Regions from separate parts of the Homo sapiens genome. Here all the other regions are linked to region 1. Evidence: chromatin loops called from intact Hi-C (ENCODE). Cell type or tissue: dorsolateral prefrontal cortex. All regions are shown on one strand. Links, peaks and the distances in the headings refer to the core of each region. The heading gives the core; the rest is flanking DNA. Region 1 overlaps LINC01317 (long intergenic non-protein coding RNA 1317). Region 2 has its middle 61 kb from the start of MIR548AD. Region 3 overlaps LINC01317 (long intergenic non-protein coding RNA 1317). Region 4 has its middle 110 kb from the start of LINC01320.

Evidence for each region. Hi-C counts contacts between places; a loop is a spot of excess contacts. Peaks named below come from ENCODE experiments on the same cell type or tissue, not always from the same donor. Only the 100,000 strongest peaks of a DNase experiment are listed, where the experiment ranks them.
Region 2: it touches region 1 in a loop (7-fold over the local background); 26 of 110 quality-filtered maps call a loop at or near these places.
Region 3: a loop joins it to region 1, with 8 times the contacts of the local background. A loop is called at or near these places in 4 of 110 quality-filtered maps.
Region 4: it touches region 1 in a loop (13-fold over the local background); 10 of 110 quality-filtered maps call a loop at or near these places.

Annotation. Positions count from the first base shown.
Region 1 is chr2:34,009,967-34,015,083 of GRCh38, reverse strand. The region is part of intron 4 of LINC01317 (long intergenic non-protein coding RNA 1317); the gene reads right to left. Among named protein-coding and RNA genes, the nearest start is that of LINC01318, 55 kb to the left of the region's middle. In dorsolateral prefrontal cortex, for the core only: CTCF peaks have their summits at 1,977 and 2,176; a DNase peak (open chromatin) is centred at 2,143; H3K27ac peaks cover 453 bases.
Region 2 is chr2:35,407,551-35,412,667 of GRCh38, reverse strand. No RefSeq gene overlaps it. Among named protein-coding and RNA genes, the nearest start is that of MIR548AD, 61 kb to the left of the region's middle. In dorsolateral prefrontal cortex, for the core only: CTCF peaks have their summits at 1,819 and 2,022 (motif pointing right); a DNase peak (open chromatin) is centred at 2,037.
Region 3 is chr2:34,094,308-34,099,424 of GRCh38, reverse strand. All of the region lies in intron 4 of LINC01317 (long intergenic non-protein coding RNA 1317), which reads right to left. Among named protein-coding and RNA genes, the nearest start is that of LINC01318, 30 kb to the right of the region's middle. In dorsolateral prefrontal cortex, for the core only: CTCF peaks have their summits at 2,440 and 2,647 (motif pointing left); a DNase peak (open chromatin) is centred at 2,674; H3K27ac peaks cover 1,052 bases.
Region 4 is chr2:34,567,797-34,572,913 of GRCh38, reverse strand. No RefSeq gene overlaps it. Among named protein-coding and RNA genes, the nearest start is that of LINC01320, 110 kb to the left of the region's middle. In dorsolateral prefrontal cortex, for the core only: a CTCF peak has its summit at 2,268 (motif pointing right); no DNase peak of the experiment used is centred there.

The DNA of each region.
Region 1 (5,117 bases), core at 460-4,459:
CAACTTTTCCCCAGCATAATGCTGGCTGTGGATTTGTCATAGATGGCTTTTAATACCTTAAGGTATATTCCTTATAATGTCTGATGATCTGTCACTGTCTCCCATCATCCCCAGAAGGGACCATCTAATAGCCAGAAAACAAGCTCAGGGCTTCCACTGATTCTACATTATGTTGACTTATATAACTATTACATTATATATTATAATGTAATAATAATATAAAGTACACAATAAATGTAATGCACTCGAATCATCCTGAAACCACACCCCAATCTACCCTGGTCCACGGAAAAACTGTCTTCCACAAAACTGGTTCCTGGTACCAAAAAGGTTGTGCACTGCTGCACTAAACCATCCTTAGAGTAAAGAATTATAATTATTCCACGGTAGAAATGAAAAAGCAGAAGTTGCATGGCTCTCCCAAAGTCACATGGTTAATAAATGATACACTAGAATTTGGATTTGCTGATCTTCATCTGACTCTTCAATTTTATCAGCTGATATTGTCATTGTTACAAAGCAAAAATCGATGTAATTTTCCTACAACCGTATAGTTTTGTTCATAAACATTAAGTGAAAGCAGCCCGCTGAGAGTTTTGCTAGGCAAGGGGTGCAAAGGTGAACAGGACACATTAAACTCATGTGCTCATACACACACAGATACACATACAGACACGCAAAGCATTTGCCTAAATTAACATTTTAAAATTAACAGAATTAACCCAAGGATTAGGTTTGAAGATTCCATCCATTAATTTTACATAGCCTTAATCTAAGCAAAATGTATCAATCTAAGCAGAGTCCTACAATGTATGCATAAAACTGCCATATCTGGGTAACTTAAGGGAAAATTCTATTGTTGGTTTCCCTGTATACAATTAAACCATTTGAAAAGTAGTTGTTTCACACACACATTCTTTTTACTTATATATTTTTATTTTCCTAAAGGCTATGTTGAGATTAGGCAGAGCATCCTAATGTGTGGTCTATGGCTACGCCAGCACTAAAATCACTTTTGACTTTTAACCTTTTCAAGTTTTGCTGAATTCAATATTTCAATCAAACCCTGAGAAAATCAGGGTTCCACAAATGCCAGCCCTTCCTCTAGAATTATACTGGAAAATAAACTTTTAAATATGTTTAAACTGTTTTAAAATTTGTATATACCAACCAATATATTAGTATGCAACTTCATAAACACTTTGAACATGTATAAATGGCTGTTTCAATTTTTCATCTCAGCTTAATATGTCATGTTTATATGGTAACATGCATCAGCTCCTAAAATGAGGTGACAATTCTATGAGTTATTGAAGCTCTCAGGGTCATTTACATTTCTGCAACTGAGACTATTAGGGAATCCCTAGTCTTATAACATCTACTATTCTCATATTACCCTCAGATAATTCAATAATAAAATGATTTAAATTGTGCACCAAAGAACTCAATCTCCAAGGAAAAGATTTTCATTCCAATAAATGCATTCTAAAGAACATTGAGTAAACGAAAATAGATTTAGAGAATTTGGGCTTTTGAAATATCACTGCATTGATTTTCTTCACATTTCCTAGTTACAAAAATAATCTTTAGGTAGAAGAAAATTGTCAAGGTATGAGAAATTGAGGGAGAATTTGGTATCTGAGATTGGATTCGACCTGAGATCTAACCCCAAATGTTCTGACCTTACTCAGTTTCTTTCTATGTAACATTTGGATAAATATCCACCATAGGATTTTTATGAGAATTTGTGAGATTTTTACTAGAACGTAAGAAAATTAAATAATATAAACAGATATATTAAATGAACATAATAACCATAATAAATACAAAATTTATAACATCCTAAGAGACACCATGAAGGATTTTGAAAAGCCATAAATATGGCACTTTATAGCTTGAAGCTGGATAGGGCCAGATAGCCTTGTATCTACAAATGGGGTTTTTGTCTATTCAACTGGTTATTATCCTCAACTCTAATCTTACCAATTTCTCCAAGTCTCTCATACCTGGCCTAGCTACAATCATGACTTGATCTCTCTTTCTCTTTCTTCCCATGACTCCTGATAACCTTTCGTGCCACAACTCACCCTTCCCCCCGCCGCTACTTCCAACATAGCCAAGGGATGCTTCTCTCACTTGGCCTTGTGCAAGCTCACTTGGAAAGCCCTCTGCTGCCCCCGTCAGTCATCGTGAGGCAGCGCCCACAGACTCAAGCTTCTCTCCTGTCCAATAAACAATGAAAATTTGGTTTCTACTGGGTTGTATTAAAAGGAAATTTAATCTGAACTTTACAACAGCAGAGATAAAGAAAACATATTGTGTTATGTTAATTTTTATGGGTTGCCTGTGCAATATCATCCTGAAGTATGTTTCTAAGGCATTACAGGGAGTGACAGAGAACCTCCTAATTCATCCAAACTCTTTACAAAGCTGGCAAGCCCGTTTGATGAATTCCAACAACAGATTCTAGGATGGTCTTGTGGCTAAGTAAGATGATAGTAAGGTGGGGCACTGAGAAGCCTGTTGAGTTTGCAGCTCAGTCCTCTACAAACAAAACAGACAGAAAGAGAAAATGAGAAAGAGGGAGAAATAAGAGCAAAGTAGTGATTAAGAATTTTGAAGTCAAACAGACCTGACTTTGCTCTCCCTGATAACTGCAACTTTGGACAAGATACTTACACTTTCCAAACCGGAGTTTCTTCTAGAAAATGGTAATAACTACCTCATAGCATTATTGTGAGTATTAAATTAGATTATGCATTGCATGACCTTCAGTAAAGTGCCAGAACATAGCACTATCATTACTTTAAACGGTTTTCAGAAGTTTTTATCTGGCTTTTATGGAATGTGACGGATGGCAGAAATAATACAAATTTATAATTATATTAAAGCCTATCAAGATGCTACTATATTTAGAAGCTATATCTGTACAAAGAACAAATCAACACGAAATATGTTTTAAGAAATTACAACCTTATGTATTCTGTTTGAATTGTAAACTTATTATTCATTTAAAACACTTGCTAAGGTAATTAAAAGCCCTAAGTATAACAAACAGTATGATCTTTTTACTGTGATCATATCAAAGTTTCTGGCTTCTTTACAAAGAAAAAGAACCAATTTGAGACAGATGTTTTGTGTGAGTGTTTATTATGTTTACATATATCTTAGTTATAAAGCAACAAAGCCAGGAAACCACTGTGAATAAGCAGGATGGCGGCGGAGTTTATAGACCTAATGTAGTAATTAGAGCCACACTAACAGATTTGAGAGAGGAATTTGTTGTAGTTATGTGCTGTAAATGATTTTCCATCATACTTCTATCTCTTTATGTCAGGTTCACTCATCCTTTCACCATATCCATGCCAGATGATTTTTTTTTTTTTTGAGACAGAGTCTTGCTTTGAGACAGAATACAGTGGTGCCATCTCGGCTCACTGCAACCTCTGCCTCCCAGGTTCAAGCTATTTCTCCTGCCTCAGCCTCCCGAGTAGCTGGAACTACAGGCCCACCATGCCCAGCTAACTTTTGTATTTTTAGTAGAGATGGGGTTTCACCATATAGGCCAGGCTGGTCTCAAACTCCTGACCTAGTGATCCACCTGCCTCGGCCTCCCAAAGTGCAGATTATTTTTTTTTTTAAGTTTCAAGGGGAGGGCCATCTACACCCAGTATATCTCTCAGGATATTCACAGTGTTGCTTTTCTCCACTCTCTCCTTGTTTCCAGCTTCCACACTCGATTTCTCACCGAGATTTGAATCCCAGTCACTGAACTCCCTTGTATCTCTTTCTCATGACTTTCCTTTTACCATTTGGACTTTAACTTTTCTACCTGATTATTGACTTAGTTTAAACCCCAGGATTCCAGGCCCTCGGACTCCCACCTTCCACTCAAAGTCAGACTGGTCCAGCCCTTCTTCTTATATTACAGGAATCTAGATAAAAATACAGTAAACCCAAGAGAACAGTACTAAACATCATATGATAGACACACATTTTTTAATTGCAAGTTACTCCTATGCTATCATTATTTCTTATATCAGGACATTTGTAAATTTACAGCAAATACAGTATCACAGGGAATATGCACAAGTTTAAGATGAATCCCCTTCCTGAGAGGTGATTAGATATAAACAAAGAAGTTGAAAAATGTATACAATATTGAAATCTGACTTCAGTTCACTTGAGGACTTCTAATCTGGCCAAATTCATGCTCTAGTCTGAACAAAAGGCAAAATATTCTTTAAAAATTATTTTCACAATGTCGTATGTCAGGAAATGAAGGAAAGTGATCCCTGAAAAAACAGAAAGCAAATAAGGTGATCCCTATATAATTACTCAGCTTATGTTCTTAAAAGGTTTTAAATTATGGTGCAGGTAGAAGAAACCTAAGCAAAGCACAATGAACCATCTGACTTGAGGAAATGGAGCTAAAAGTCTGTGAAGGTGGCTACAGTTCTTAAGACAACGCACAAGAAAGGAGAAAACTGGACAGAGGAGGAACTCCTAACATTTGGAAAGAGACCTCCTCAGCGTTCAGCTGAGTAATGATCAGCAAATGCATTGAGGCTAAGGAAAGAAGCCCCCAAAAGGATTAGTGGTTAACTGCGCCCAACATTCACGCAAGACAGGCATAGAATAATGCCTGTTCCCACTGGGGAAAATAAATATCCTCATGACCCACTTAGCATTGGGTAGATTATACAGAAGGATCTTGCCTCAGTAGGGAGAAATAATTCTCCTTAGACTGAGCACTTCTGTACTTCCACCTAGCAAATCTTAAAGGTAAAAATCTAAAGAAGCCAAATTTTTCTGAGTAACTTAAATGCATTCCAGAACAAAGGCCAATAGTTATCTAAATAAAAAAGAACACAAAAGCAAAGAAGTTAAAATTCACAACATTTGAAATCCAATAACAAATTACTAGACAAACAGATGAGAAGGAAAATACAACTTATAATAAAGAAAGAATACAATCAATCAAAATTGACTCGGAATAAAAGCAGATGTCAGAAGTAGAGGACAAGGACATTAAAATAGATGTTACCACTATATAATCATACCTTCAAAAATTAAAGTATAGAGAGGAGGATACATTTTTTGAGAGACCTAAATCA
Region 2 (5,117 bases), core at 438-4,437, 1.4 Mb before region 1:
ATGAGTCTCCTCTACCTAAGTTGGGCAGATAAATATTTCTGAGGAAGTTGTTTTTGAACTGAAATCTGAAGAATGACAAAAAGCCATAAAGCAGGCCAGGCAGAGTTTTGGTAAGGAGAGAAAATAACAAGTACAAAGACTGAAGATGGAGAAATGGTAGTGCTAATCAAGGAAAGAAAAGAGTGGCACTGTGGTAGGTAGAGTCAGGGGAAGTGGCAGTAGGCATAAGATACACTTGAAGTGTTAGGCAGAAAATAAATTATGTAAGACTCTCTAGGCAGGTCTTCTGACAAGTGTGGACTTTATTCCAAGTGGAGTTGGAAGCCTTCAAAAGGCTTTAAAAAGGGAAGTCACAGGATATATGCTTAAAATATTCTTGCTCAGTCGGGGAACAGAGAGGAGGAGGAAAAAGTGTCAACAGAGAGGCTGCTTATGGGCTATTACAACAATTTAAGTGAGAGATAACTGTGCTGGGAAGCAGAAATAAAGAAAGTAAACATGCTTGATTAGACTGTAGATTATATGAGATTGTAGAGTGTAGTAGCTAAAATCATTGAATCTGGAATAAAAGTGGCTGGGTTTAAGATCTAGCTTTAAATCATACTAAAATTTCAACATAGGCAAATCCTTTAATGTGTCTTTGTGTTTTCTCATCCTTATCACATAAAGAATAATAGTTCCTAGCTGTTTTATGAAGATTAATAAAATGTTCTCTATCAAGCACTTGGAACGGAGTCTGAAACATAGCAAGCGGGAAATATATTAGCTATTGATGCCACTCTTTTAGAATCAGTAAACTTACCGATTAGAAATGAAGGAATAGGAGAAGAAAAAAAATATCAAAGAATGTTGGATTGAATATTGAGTAAACTCTCAATATAACATAACTTCATGGTATGAGGAAAGAGTGTCAGGGTAATGATAAAAGGTAAAATGGTCAAGAGCTCTTTTGTAGGTATATTTTACTTATATGTGCTGGATGTTAAAGTGCAGCTCTCAGGAAGCATATTAGATACATGAGTGTGAAACCTAGGGTAGAGAGTAAAACTAATACAGAAATTATCTTCAGGTAAATAAACAGTATAAAATGAATTTAAGCTTGGAGCTTGCTTTGGGATAGTCCATTGGAAAAGATAGAAGCCAAGGATTAGAGTACTGTTACACTACTGTATTTTGAATTCAAGAAGGGGAAAATGATACAGCAAGGAGGCTGGCAAGGATATATTTATTACATTCACATGAAGTAGAATGTAAAGTTTATATTAACTTTAAAGTTAAAATGAAGATAATGAAAAGATGTTTTGCAGTAGCATGTGACAGCTTGTTCTAGATTCTCTGAACCCTTTAAGGGGTGTTATGGTAAAAATATTGACAGAGCATGATACTTTCTCTAAGATAAAATAGTTTCTATTTCTTATAACAGAAGTCAACCATGACCTTTATCTCTATACTTTAGGCCTCACAAGATCATTGAAATCACAAGAGTGAAAAGGTTACTCAAATATGGAAATAAAAAGGGCACTGTATTTTCTATATTATAATTTCCTCCGTCTCCAGCTATGTCTTCTTCATCTGTTTTAGTTAACTTCTTCCAGATATTTTTTATAGGAAACTAGAATTTCTGTCTTTGAAAATTTTTAAGTATTAAACAAAATAAGACTATTACTATTTCCAGGAATAATTAATTTATTATAATTAAATTTAATAAATTATCTTAATAAGTTAGAAATAAAATATTCAGAGAGAATATTGTGTCAAGATTCTACATGTTCTGTTCTATTTCTACTATTAAGGAACCATAGCTTCCTGTTAAAATACTTATATTCCTTGTTAAAACATAACAGTTCTAACTGATCATATTCACTGTACACTTACTATCTGCTGACATTATAATAATAGCTTTCTAATTATAAATAATCAGATGATTAATATTAATTCAGAAACAAATATGTGGGCTCTGCAAAAATGGAACTTTATGAGAAAAGAAAGCAAGGTCAGAATACACGCAGAAGGATCCCCCAGCCAGCAGGGGGCGCAGCACACTGACGCAGAGCCTGAAAGATTCCCCAGAAGTTCATACCAGAACTAGGATAGAAGATTGAGATAAAAAAAGACAAACATCTTTCCAAGCTCTCCAGTGATAATTCAGGTATTTTTGCTCATATTAAGTTTTTAAAAGAAACACGATAGTCTAGTGATAAAATGCACTGCGTCTACTGACAAAGATTCTCTGCTTAGCCAAACCTTAGTCAGGCTCCTGAACATTCTCTGAACATCGGTGTAGTGCCTTGTAAAATCCAATTTTAGCAATCCAATTCTAACTGACTTTGCTAAGTCAGTTTGTCAAGACATCCCACCCTAATATCTGATCTCCCTTTACATCTGATCAGGTTCCTCATTTTCCACTATCCCCAGGTGATTCGAATTACCCTGGTTTGTCTTCAGCAAGAATACTGTTAGGTCACTTTAGGCAGAATCCCTCTTACCCCTTGTGTTAGTTCGTTCTCACACTGGTATAAAGATACCACCTGAAACTGGATAATTTAGAAACAAAAGAGGTTTAATTGACCCACAGTTCTGCATGGCTGGGGAGGCCTCAGGAAACTTACAATCATGGCAGAAGATGAAGGGGAAGCAAGGCGTGTCTTACATGGTGGCAGGCGAGAGAGAGAGCAGGGGAAATGCCAGAAACTTATCAAACAACTAGATCTCCTGAGAAATCCCTGACTATCATGAGAACAGCATGGGGGAAACTGTCCCCATGATTCAGTCACCTCCCACCAGGTCCCTCCCTTGACTTGTGAGGATTACAATTCAAGATGAGATTTCAGTTGGGACACAGAGCCAAACCATATCACCTCTGACTTTCTCTTAGTAATTTTTCATCCACTGACCCCCAACCTGATCCTTGGTTATAAATTCCCACGTACTCATGCTGTATTCAGAATTGAGTCCAATCTCTCTTCACCACTGCAAGACCCTGTTTCAGTGGTCCCTATACCTATCAGGATGGTCCCAAATAAAGTATTTCTTACCATGTTGTTACAAGTGTCATTCAATACTTTTTTTTAACACCATACAGACACTAAGTTTTTGTCTTGACTCCTTACTTGGTAACCATGTGGCTTTAGACGAGTTACTTTCTTTGAGCTTAAGTCTCTCTCATTTGTAAAAGAGTAATAAGTATTTATTTCATACTGTTCCTGGGAGGATAAAATAAGATATTAAATGAGCAGAAGCCTTGACATATACTAAGCTGTCGATACATGTTCATATTATTAATATTCAGAAAATGACAAGTCACTGTCATTATCTTTTATTACTTTCATTCAAATAACAATTGAACCAACTCTTAACCAACCTTCTAGGGGGAAGAAATGGCACAGATATTTTAGAAGTACTGGACTATGTATTCAATACAGGTGCTCAGAAATAACTCTGAGCACATACAATAGTCTCCTCTTGTCAGAACGGTATACCTTCCAAGACCCCCAGCAGACATCTGAAAACCATAGAAAAAGTGCTGAAATGTAAACACACACACACACACACACAGTTTTTTCCTGTACATACACACCTATGATAAAGTTTAATTTGTAAATTAGGCAAGTAAGAGATTAATAACAATAACTAAGAATAAAAGAGAACAACTATAACAATATACCATAATAAATGTTAGGTGGACATGATCTCTCTCTGTTTCTTTGCAAAATATCTTATTGTACTATACTCACCTTTTTTTCAGATTGCAGTTGACAATGGGTAACTAAAACTTTGGAAAGCAAAACTCAAGATAAACATGAGGTACTCTATTCACATATCATAGAATAAGGAAATTGAAAGTGAGCTGGGCCTCACAAGCAAGACAACTAATGATTTAAAATTGTTCTTAGCCAAACTATACTCTTGTATTCAACTTGATTGCATTTGTCCTAATTTTACAGATGTTAGTTAAAATTGAAGTATTTCTCAGTCATAACAATAAGTCTGATGAAATATAGTGCCCATATTATGAAGAGTGAAATCCAGCTGCTTAATATTTATTGTAACACCTTCTGTTAGAACAGTAAAATATGGTGATTCTGAACTCCTAAGGGGAACCTCCTGTAGGAATGAGTAAAACATTACCTATCCCTATAGGAGGTCCCCTACAGGCAGTAAAGAGCTCTCCACAGGAGATGAAGGAACTCACCCAGAAACCAGACTACAATGAGGAGTGCATTTATTCAAAGCAAATTTTAAGCTCTCAACATTTTTTTAGATGGGTAGCTGTATGAAAAGCAACAAAAAAAAATGCAAAACTATTTCATTTTCTTTAAAAAATGGAATATTGAACAGTTACCCAACTTTCCAAAGTCTGACTTTATAAATTTAACTCTTCTAAATACTCAAACATGAAAACTCAATCTGTGTCAACACCAGCCAACACACACACACACACACACACACAAACTCACAGACACACAGAGCCCCTGACCATGCAAGAATTTCATAAATCACCAAGACTAACAGTCACTTTCTGAGGATATTCCAAAGACTTGGTCTTTTGAGTCCTGTTGCCCTGTCTAATATCCCAAGTTTCCATGCCATCAAAGGACATTCATGATTACTTGTGCATTGTTAGCACTCAATGTTTTAATCTCATAGACTAGTGAACAATTAATATTCCTTTAAACATTAAAATAAGTGATCGTCTTTTGAATATTGAAATGCATTTTATACATCTAATAAATCAACACTTAAAAGCAAGAACTTTGTTTTCCCAAATATTAAAGTTCACAATATTATTTTATTTTTCTGAAAACTGAACTATACTTGTATGTTGAAAATAGCACTTACGCATTTCAAGTATGTTAAAAATCCATCAAAACACGTGTACTTATTACAGTGGTTATAAACCATATATTACTATATGTTTATTAAAAGTGATTACAATGAAAAAGTTTCCTATTTGGTTTGAGATTTACTACTTTTATCAACATTGTCATCATCATCATAGTATGTTTTTTAAATTGTTTTTTATATATTTATCTTTAATTGAGTTGTTGGTAAGCTTAACGGACCACAAGAATAAAAAATTAAAAGGTTGTCATTGTTCCTTTCCCAAAGGGAAACTA
Region 3 (5,117 bases), core at 394-4,393, 84 kb before region 1:
GTGATAGCAGTAGTACCTGCTACATAAGATTGTAGTGAGGATAAAATATGTCAATGTAGGCAGAGCACTTGGAGGAGCGGCTGCCACAGTAAGTGCTTCATAAATGGAAACTGTTATTTTGCATTCCTGTCATTTTGAAAATGTAACCAGATATCATGTTGTCATACCAGGATAATTCTCACTTCAGCACCAAGATCTCTATTTCATCCACCTGAAATCTAAATTTTGGAGTTCCTCAGAGCTCTGTGATGGATTTTCATTTTTTCCCCTGGTCATTTTCTTTTCTAAATGATCTTATGCTTTACTCTGACTATATATCATTTAAGTGTCATCAACTCCAAAATTTATTTCTCACACAGATCATTGTTCTCATCTTTAAACATACACATGTCCCATTACCTACCTGAAATATCCACTTTGATGGCTTATAGGTATCTGAAGCATAACGTGCCCACAGTTGAATACTTAGTAGTCCATCTCTCCTCGAATCTTTTTCTCCTAAGTTTTTTCCTTTCCGGTAAATTGTGTTGTAGTTCATCCAAGTGCTCAATCTAGAAATCTGGGAGTCATTCAGGATTTATTTCTCTCCATTAACATCCCGCACTCAATTGATTAATATTTTCTGCCACTTTTTTCCTCCAAACTATAACTCAATCCAATCATTTCTCTTCCCATACCATCATCATTTCTTACATAGACTATTGCTTCTATTCTTTCTGCTACCACAATTATTCTCCACGAATCAGCCAGAAAGATCATTTTAATGTGTGGATCAGATCATGAGGTCCTTCTTCTTAAACCCTGTGATGGCTTCCCATTGCACTGAAAATAAAATTTCTGCTTCTGATATGTGGCTCCCAGTGGATTCTTGTGATGTGACTCCTTCTTTACTCTGCAATCTTTTAAGTCTTCCTGGACATCTTCAGTTCCTTTTACCTCCGAGGCCTCTCCTGCCTGTGGGTCTTCATGCATGCAGTTCCCTCTCCGTGGGATGCTTTTTCCACTTCCTGTAGCTGGCTCAATCTCACCCTGAGGTCTTAGCATAAGAGTCAACTGCTTGGAAAAATCTTTTCTGACCACTGTGTCTAAAGTGGGTTCCTTCACCTACCATGTCATTCCTGCTCTATTATTCTCTACCATGGCACTTAATTCACTTTAAAGCATGTGTAGCAATCAGTACAGCTTGATACTTTTATATGCCATTGTCTGTATTCCCACACAAGACAGTTCTATATCCTTTTGTCCCCTACTAACCTATGTTCTGCTACTAGCACAGCGCCAATCTCACAATACACATTGAAAAAAAAAAAATTGTTGAATGAATAAACATACTATGGCCCTTCTCCATGAATGTTTTGGTGAAAACAACAGAATACCCAGAGAGAAAGTGGATACAGTCAAATTCCTCCTGTGATGGTTAATATTGAGTGTCAACTTGATTGAAGGATGCAAAGTATTGTTCCTGGGTGTCTGTGAGGGTGTTGCCAAAGTAGATTAACATTTGAGTCAGTGGACTAGGAGAGGCAAACCCACTCTGAATCTGAGTGGGCACCATCTAATCAGCTGCCAGCACAGCTAGGATGAAAGCAGGCAGAGGAACGTGGAAGGACAAGACTGGCTAAGTCTTCTGGCCTCCATTTTTCTCCCATGCTGGATGCTTCCTGCCCTCAAACATCAAACTCCAAATTCTTCAGCTTTTGGACTCTTGGACTTACACCAGTGATTTGCCAAGGGCTCTTGGGCCTTCAGCCACAGACTGAAGGCTGCACTATCAGCTTCCCTACTTTTGAGGTTTTGGGACTCGGACTGGCTTCCTGTCCCCTCAACTTGCAGGCAGCCTGTTGTGGGACTTCACCTTGTGATCGTGTGAGTCAAATCTCCTAATAAACTCCCCTTCATATATTTACCTGTCCTATTGGTTCTGTCTCTTTAGAGAATTCTGACTAATGCACCTTATAATTAAATGGTACAGCGACATGTTTAGAATATTAGTGTCATAAAGTTTAAAATTCATATTTCCCTACTTTCAATTCCAAATACATCCAGATTACTGATAAGCTTAACCCTGAGTCTTAATATCTGATGTAATTTCCTATCACCATACCCAGTAGCTGTTGCATCTTGAGACCTCCTCTTTTTGGGACTAGTCATACCTGCTGGTTCAAATTATACCAGATAAATTTCTAATACTTACAGCAAAGGCACAAAATTATATTTCTGGATTAATCAATAGTCACATCTTCTGGTATGATTGTGAAGAACGATTCGACATCCTAAAATGATTGTTCCCAATATTCTATGCCAAATACATTTCTCTTTTATCCCATATACAGACTATGACTCATGCTACCATGTTTAACCTTCATCTTCCTCCTTTACTGAGGTAGGTCTACCAGTAAATATCTTGAAAAAGGTAGGAAGTACAATATTTAAGAGTGTAAAGTTTTAAGTCTATGTGTACCATACTTATTTATACCCAGGTCAAGAACAAAGTGGGATATACACAAAGATTGTTTTATGGTGAGATATGTTTAAAATGCCTACCTAGAAGCATCTCCCCCAGTAATATTCCATGCAGCCTCTCTTCTTCAATACAACCATGCCTCAAATACTTCTATTGAAAATAAAAGTTCACTGTGGTCTACACTGCCCTCTAGCGGCCATTCTCTATCTTTCTCCTCCCTACCTAAGCCAAATGTTTAGGAAAGAGTTGTGTCCACTTCCATACATTCTACCCTGTCATCAAAATACTGCCCTTCTGAACCAGCAGAAGTCCAATGACTAACTGATGTGGAATATAAAGACCTGGACCCTCATTCCAACTTGAGGCAACTCTAAAGGCTCATCTAAGTATCATGGTTCCCAGTAGGTCAGCTGAGGCCTTCATGGAGCCTGCATCACAACCCAACTTCCACCTTAGCCCAGTTGTTTCTTCTTCTTCCTCCTACTAGTGTGGATCTCAACAATACTCCCTGATAAACATCCTAGGCATTAATTTTCATCTTAGAAGTCTGCTTCCAGGGAACCCAACCTGCAACCCAAGTCTCTAATATTATAAGCATCCTTTAACTTTTTTTGTATCAGTCTTAGCAATCATAATTTAATATAAATTTATGTGTTCTTTGATCAGTGTCTTTGTTCCTATGAAGCTCTATGCTCTTTGAAACAAGAACTGTCATTTTTTTGTTCACTATTGTTTTCTCAGTACTTAGCAGTGTACTTGGCATATAATAGATGCTTGGTGAATAGCTCATTGTTGCATGAGTAGGTAAATAAATTATCTCATAATTCATCATTAGAAATTTATCTCTTTGCATTGTTATTGGGTTTTTAGTTAAAATGCAATTAACTCTTATATTCAATGAATATAATATACCAGTATTCCAGGTTGAGAACACAAGAATTTCCTGAGGAGAAAAACCTTTAAGAATGGGCTCAGGCATAATGTTTTGAGGAAGAAAAGAGCTAAAGGCTAATGGAAGACTGACCATCCACGATGTAATTGAAAGATAAAAAGAATGGCTTTCAGATTCAAACATGGATTTGAAGCCAGGTTTTGTCACCTACTGTGTGATCTGCAGTAAGAATTAAAAGAATTCCAGTTGAAAAACACTAGGTATAAAGTAAACTCATGATAAATATTGGTCTCTTTTCCATATACATTGCCAATTTCCTTCACTTACTCTCTGTTTCAGAAAAGTGCTGCCTATGAAATTGCTTTATCTGAATATCCACAGAGGAAGAAAGCCAACATAGAGATGTAGTTTAGCCCCTTCAATTCACTTGCTCTTTCTTTTCAAATCTTTCCAGTTTCAACTTCATGTCAATGAGCTGGTCCTCACACAATCCTTGGGATGGTTGCTATTGAATCCACTCACAAGTAATGAACTGAAACAAAGTATCATGGCAAAACTATGCAAATCAACCAATACCTAAATCAAACTAATAGGCAGAATTCTCACTCAACTGCTAGCCAATTTATTTCATGCTACTGAGTATTGATCCTAGTTGGAATGGTGGGAAATCTGTCATGCTTAAGATGCCATCATTGCAGCACTACTCACAATAGCAAAGACTTGGAACCAACCCAAATGTCCAACAATGATAAACTGGATTAAGAAAATGTGGCACATATACACCATGGAATACTATGCAGCCATAAAAAAGGATGAGTTCATGTCCTTTGTAGGGACATGGATGAAGCTGGAAACCATCATTCTCAGCAAACCATTGCAAGGACAAAAAACCAAACACCGCATGTTCTCACTTATAGGTGGGAATTGAACAATGAGAACACTTGGACACAGAAAGGGGAACATCACACTGGGGCCTCTCATGGGGTGGGGGGAGGGGGAGGGATAGCATTAGGAGATATACCTAATGTAAATGACAAGTTAATGGATGCAGCACACCAACAAGGCACATGTATACCTATGTAACAAACCTGCACGTTGCCCACGTGTACCCTAGAACTTAAAGTATAATAAAAAAAAATATATATATATATATATATAAAGATACCATCTGTTCCAACTGCCAATGGAAGTTATTTCTCCCTTCCAAGGTCTGTTGGCCAAGAGCTTATCCCTTATTTCCTGCAGGCTTTCAAAAGCATCATTAGGTTCCCAGTCAACATTGGACAAGGAATCTATTCTACTTATTTTCATTACTTCTAACAATTGGCTAATTTTACACTTCTAGTCAGGAGATTCCCCTTTACCATGAACACAAAAATCAATGGAGGAAGGGAGACTTGTGGCAGGACATAGGAGTTCTGTGGAGAAAACATCTGAATTTGTAGACTATTCAACAACAAGAGTTAACAGATATTAGATGCCACGAGGCTATAGAGATAGAGAGATTATAGCAGTTATCACTTTATTAGAGGAAGCGGCCAGAAAACTTCCAAGAAATGTATGTGTCTGCAAAAATTAGACCAAGAAAGAGTTTTCCAAGGAAAACTTTAGAAATTCTACTTCCCGTAACACTAGGGTCATCAAATTCTGTGGCTGGTAGTGTAGTAAATAAATACCCATTTGTTCGAATTCAAACAAGAGTTGGCGATGTATTTTCATATCAGATCTTATGGAACCAAATGAGTGAGACGTCTAAATGAC
Region 4 (5,117 bases), core at 753-4,752, 560 kb before region 1:
CAGAAATAATGCCGCATATCTACAACTATCTGATCTTTGACAAACCTGAGAAAAACAAGCAATGGGGAAAGGATTCCCTATTTAATAAATGGTGCTGGGAAAACTGGCTAGCCATATGTAGAAAGCTGAAACTGGATCCCTTCCTTACACCTTATACAAAAATCAATTCAAGATGGATTAAAGATTTAAACGTTAAACCTAAAACCATAAAAACCCTAGAAGAAAACCTAGGCATTACCATTCAGGACATAGGCGTGGGCAAGGACTTCATGTCCAAAACACCAAAAGCAATGGCAACAAAAGACAAAATTGACAAATGGGATCTAATTAAACTAAAGAGCTTCTGCACAGCAAAACATAATAATTTTTTTAAAAAAATACAGTATAATAAATTCAGTACTCTAAAAAGGTATGCATGAAGGATTTAAGAATCACAAAGGAAAATCAGCCCAACTGTGCTGGAAGAAGAGAGCAAGAACTTTACAAAATGCATAGCTACTGAGAGGACCACATCTTGAGTTAACCTAAAAAAAATTATGGGTATCTCCCATTAAGTCTGATTTCTCAAGGAGCACTCAAGGTATTCTTACAAATATTTGTAGTACGCTCTATCTTGGCATGCATTGTTGCTTCCACCACAGTGTTGAGAGTGAATGCTCCAGTGCATAACTTAAAGAGATGCCTTTTTCTTAATCAGAACTGCATTACATACTAGGACGTTGGCGGGTTCAATGTAATTACAAAATTACAATTTTGTAATGTTCAAAATTCAGCTTAAAAGAAACGAAGTAATCTCCCAGACTTCTTATTTTTTATATTCTGTTTCATCAGCATAGTCCTGGTTTACACCACTTGTCCCAGTGTATTTATAAATAATGCTTCCTTCACTCTTAAAATGACCCAGCTTTTAACAATTAATTACATGGTCACCCTACTTGTACTACATTTTGCTGCTATTCCAGTAGGGAAAAAAATGGGCTGGGAGCTAGAAAGTAAATGTTTGAGTTCCAGCCCTGCCATTTACTTTGGGAAAATGACTTTATCTGAAGTTATTATAATGATTAAATATCATGATTGTAGCAAAAATGTAGAGTGTGTAAAGGGTAATCTACGTGTTTTGTTAATCTTCATAGTGTCGCAGTTAACATCATAAAGTTTGAAAGTAGAAAACGTGTAAAGATAAATGTAAATACACATTTACAAATATTGTTTTCCAAATATAAGTGATTATACTTGATTGAGCTACCAATGTTTATGTTTCAGTATCAGACTTAATTGTCCTCCTAACCAATGGGCCAATGGGGTGTAGAAAGTAGTAAGAACCCGAATACATGGGCCCAAAATTAACCGTGGTGTTACTGTGGATACATATTTACAGCTTAAGAGTTTTAATTTCTTCACCTCTAAAATAAAACACTTGAGCTTTTTTTTTTTTTTTTTTTTTTTTGAGACGGAGTCTCGCTCTGTCACCCAGGCTGGAGTGCAGTAGCGCCATCTCGGCTCACTGCAAGCTCCGCCTCCCATGTTCACACCATTCTCCTGCCTCAGCCTCCCGAGTAACTGGGACTACAGGTGCCCACCACCACACCCGGCTAATTTTTTGTATTTTTAGTAGAGACGGGGTTTCACTGTGTTACCCAGGATGGTCTTGATCTCCTGACCTCGCGATCCGCCTGCCTCAGCCTCCCAAAGTGCTGGGATTACAGGCATGAGCCATGGCACCCGGCAGAGCTAAGTATTCTTAATCAAAGTGTGGAGAACTTTGTTTTGAAGGAGAAAAATGTGGGGTCCCAGTTTGTGGATGAGATTTACAAACAGCCTTGTATACTTCCTGTGATTTGGTCTTGAGGTCTCTTTTGAAAGTGGGTATAATTATAGCCCTGCCCTGATGGGGCTCCAGGGGATGTGATCATGGATATTCACAACGTGTCTTTCATGGGACACTTTTTCTTTCTGGTGGATGGCCTAATGCATAAGTGTCTCATCCATGACCAGGTATGCCTTGCACAGAAAACTTTTTCATCCTGGCAGACACCTTTACAGCTATTTTTTGACCTATGTCCAGTTTATTCCTACCAAGGTAGCCACCCTCTAGGGGAGCCCTGACCAGGAGGAGAGTTAAGTTTGGGAGTGCGGGTCAGGTGAGACACAGAAGAGGCAGCACAGCAAAACACATGAAGTAACAGAAACAGTATTGCTTACAAATCACAGACAGAAGAGGGCAGCAGACCTCGTAGAGCCTATGGGAAAGGGAAGCTGCTCTGGACATGTGAGCCCAACCAGAAGGTGGAGAGCAAGAGAAAGAAAGCGAGAGACCTATGGGCCAGAGGCTTTATTGGGATCCAGGGTGTCACCCACAAAGGTTTCCTTTGGAGAGTTCTAATTGGTAGATTTAGAGCAAGCAGACAGGAGCTCCATGGAGTCACGCTGTAACTGAGGGGTGGTCACTGCAGCCTATCTGCTCAGTCCATGCAGCGTGTGGGGGTCAATGGGGCAAGTCGTATAGGTTGTATCTAGCTGTCCCATAGGGAGATGGTCACCAGGAGGCAGTTTTATAAGGCAGATATCTGGGTCGACCACCTTTAGGAACTGGGAGAAGGTGGAGAACTGGAAACTGAAGGGTGACTAAGCCCCAGTTCTGATATGAGAAAATCCAATCTATATTTAAAATGGATGCTGAGGCAACATAAAATTGTAAGAACTCACTACAAACCTGAATTCTGTTTCATCCAATGTAAAAACCTGTGCCAGGCTGCTTCAGTTTCCCTGGGTGCTACAGCGAGCCCAGCAAGTGTACGCTGGCTTTCTGGGATCTAGCAGCCCCAAAACTTGTTAACATAGAGCTGGTTGATCTCTAAGCCCCCAAACCCTCAAATATCACAGAGGGAAGTTGTATAAATAAGTATTGATTAATTATTTAAAAACAATCATTTAGGAGGGCATAGAAATCTGTATTCATTTCCTAGGACTTAACAAATTTATTCTCTTACAGTTCTGGAAGCCAGAAGTCCAAAATTAAGGTGTCACGGTATCTCTTTGAAGGTTCTGGGGAGAATCCTTCCTTGCTTCTTCCAGTTTCTGGTAGCTCCAGGTGTCCCTTGGTTTGTCAAATTATTTCTGAGCTTCAGGCCATAAATACTTTGGTACCTCATAGTTATATAATCATTTGCTTAAAACTTAATAATTAGGAATAAAACATCTAAAATTTAACTTTCAAGTTTAAAGTTAAACAAAGAGAAGCCAGGCAGTGTTCAAGATGAAATTTTAATGTTGACATCAACTGACTGATGATGAATAGTATAAACCGTAAATTACTAATTGCATGCTATGCTAAATATATTTCTATGAAAACTCTGTTACATTTCCTGAACAGTTTCATTCATAATAATGAACTAATTATACTTTAGCATCTAATGAACAGAACTAAATGAGCTGCATTCAAAAGCCACAGCTTTTTTCTTTCAATATATGTCTTTGATCGTGTAATAATGTTTTCTTATAGAAGCAAGAGGGAATCTAAGTATGTTTCGAGGCACTAAAGGCATCTAATATTATTTTCCATTCTTTTGCCCAAATTTTTGTATGACAAAGTGTCTCTTTCTCATAAGTGCACACTAGTATTCTACTAATGTTATTAAAAAGCTAATTCTTTTATTAAGGAGAAACATAAATATCACCTATTGAAAGCTTTGTGGAGTTTTAATCACATTTTTAATTATTGGGAAACAGAAGCCAATCTTATTTAAAACTAGTAATCAAATATGTAGATCAATGCTATCCATCGGTTATATAGAAGTAGTTACATTTTTATACTGAATGAAGGTAGGGCTAGCACAAGCTACTTTTACTGCATTGGGATGCATACCACACCTTCTCCTGATCCATAAGCCCAACTCCCAAACTCACTCATTCAAAAACAGCCTAGTGTGGTGAACAGGAAATGGGAACAAGTAGCCATTGTGCAAACTGCCAAGTTCTATAATAAAGGTCTGAGCAGGAGGCATGGGTACCTCTGGTATGGTGGATGCTATGGCATTCTGCTTTCAGGTCCTCCCAGTCTCTGCTTTAAGGACTGAAGGGACTTATTCCCTCAGCTGATAAAATATGAGTTATCTACAGCTCCCAGCTGAGTCCCTCTCTAAAACTTGCCCTGGGGCTTGCCCATGTCACATTTCTTCCTGGCACAGTCCACATACAGTCACTTCTCAGTATTGAGGCATAAAGGCCCAGTCCCCTTGTCCCAATTCAGAAAAACCCTGAAGGGTCATGCTAGCTCCAGAGCTTCTCATAGAAATGGCTGAGCCCTTTGTTGTGACTGCATCATAATTCAACTTCTCTCTGGACAGTACTGTTTCCTTTCTGCCCTTCCACCTACACAAGTATCGATTCTAAGGACACATCCCCAATAAACTTCCTACATGCAAGTCTCTGTGTTAGAGTGTGCTTCCTAGGGAAACTCACCTGTTATATCTGGTCCAGGGAGATTAAAGAACACTTTTTAGATGTTTTCTAATTTGAGATTTATCTCTCAGTAAAAATAAGAGTTTCTCTAATAAAGGATCAGAGAAAAGAGTACACTCCATGCCAAACAAACAAACAAACAAAAAAAAAAACAAAAACAGGAAAAAGCAGAGATGTGAAAGAGTACGTCTTATTAAGTTGTACAATTTTGTTACAATACTAGAGAAGCAATTTATGATGTAGCAGGAGGAGGTAGAGCCCAAGTTATGAAGAGTCTTTATTGTTAATCTGAAGATTTTGCATTTTTTCCATAGACAGTAAGTGGTCATTTATGAATTATATGTACTGGATTGCATAATAACAGTTATTTCCAAAAGAAAAACAGAAATAGATCAGAAGGTAGATTGAAAGGTAGTTGAGAGATAAAAGTAGAAGGGAGACTAAACAGAGAGCAGCTATAATATTGGAACAGGTTTTCAAGGGTTAAACAGAAACAGAGATGGTGAATAGGGAATGGATATGGGCCATATGATAAAAATAGAAACAACTATATAAGGTAATTAAATCAGGTAAGTAGAAGAAGGAGGCATAGAGGTTCCTAGCTTGGGTCAGTGAAGGAAGCTGTGGTTGTAAATGGTAGGTAAAGCAACAAGTAG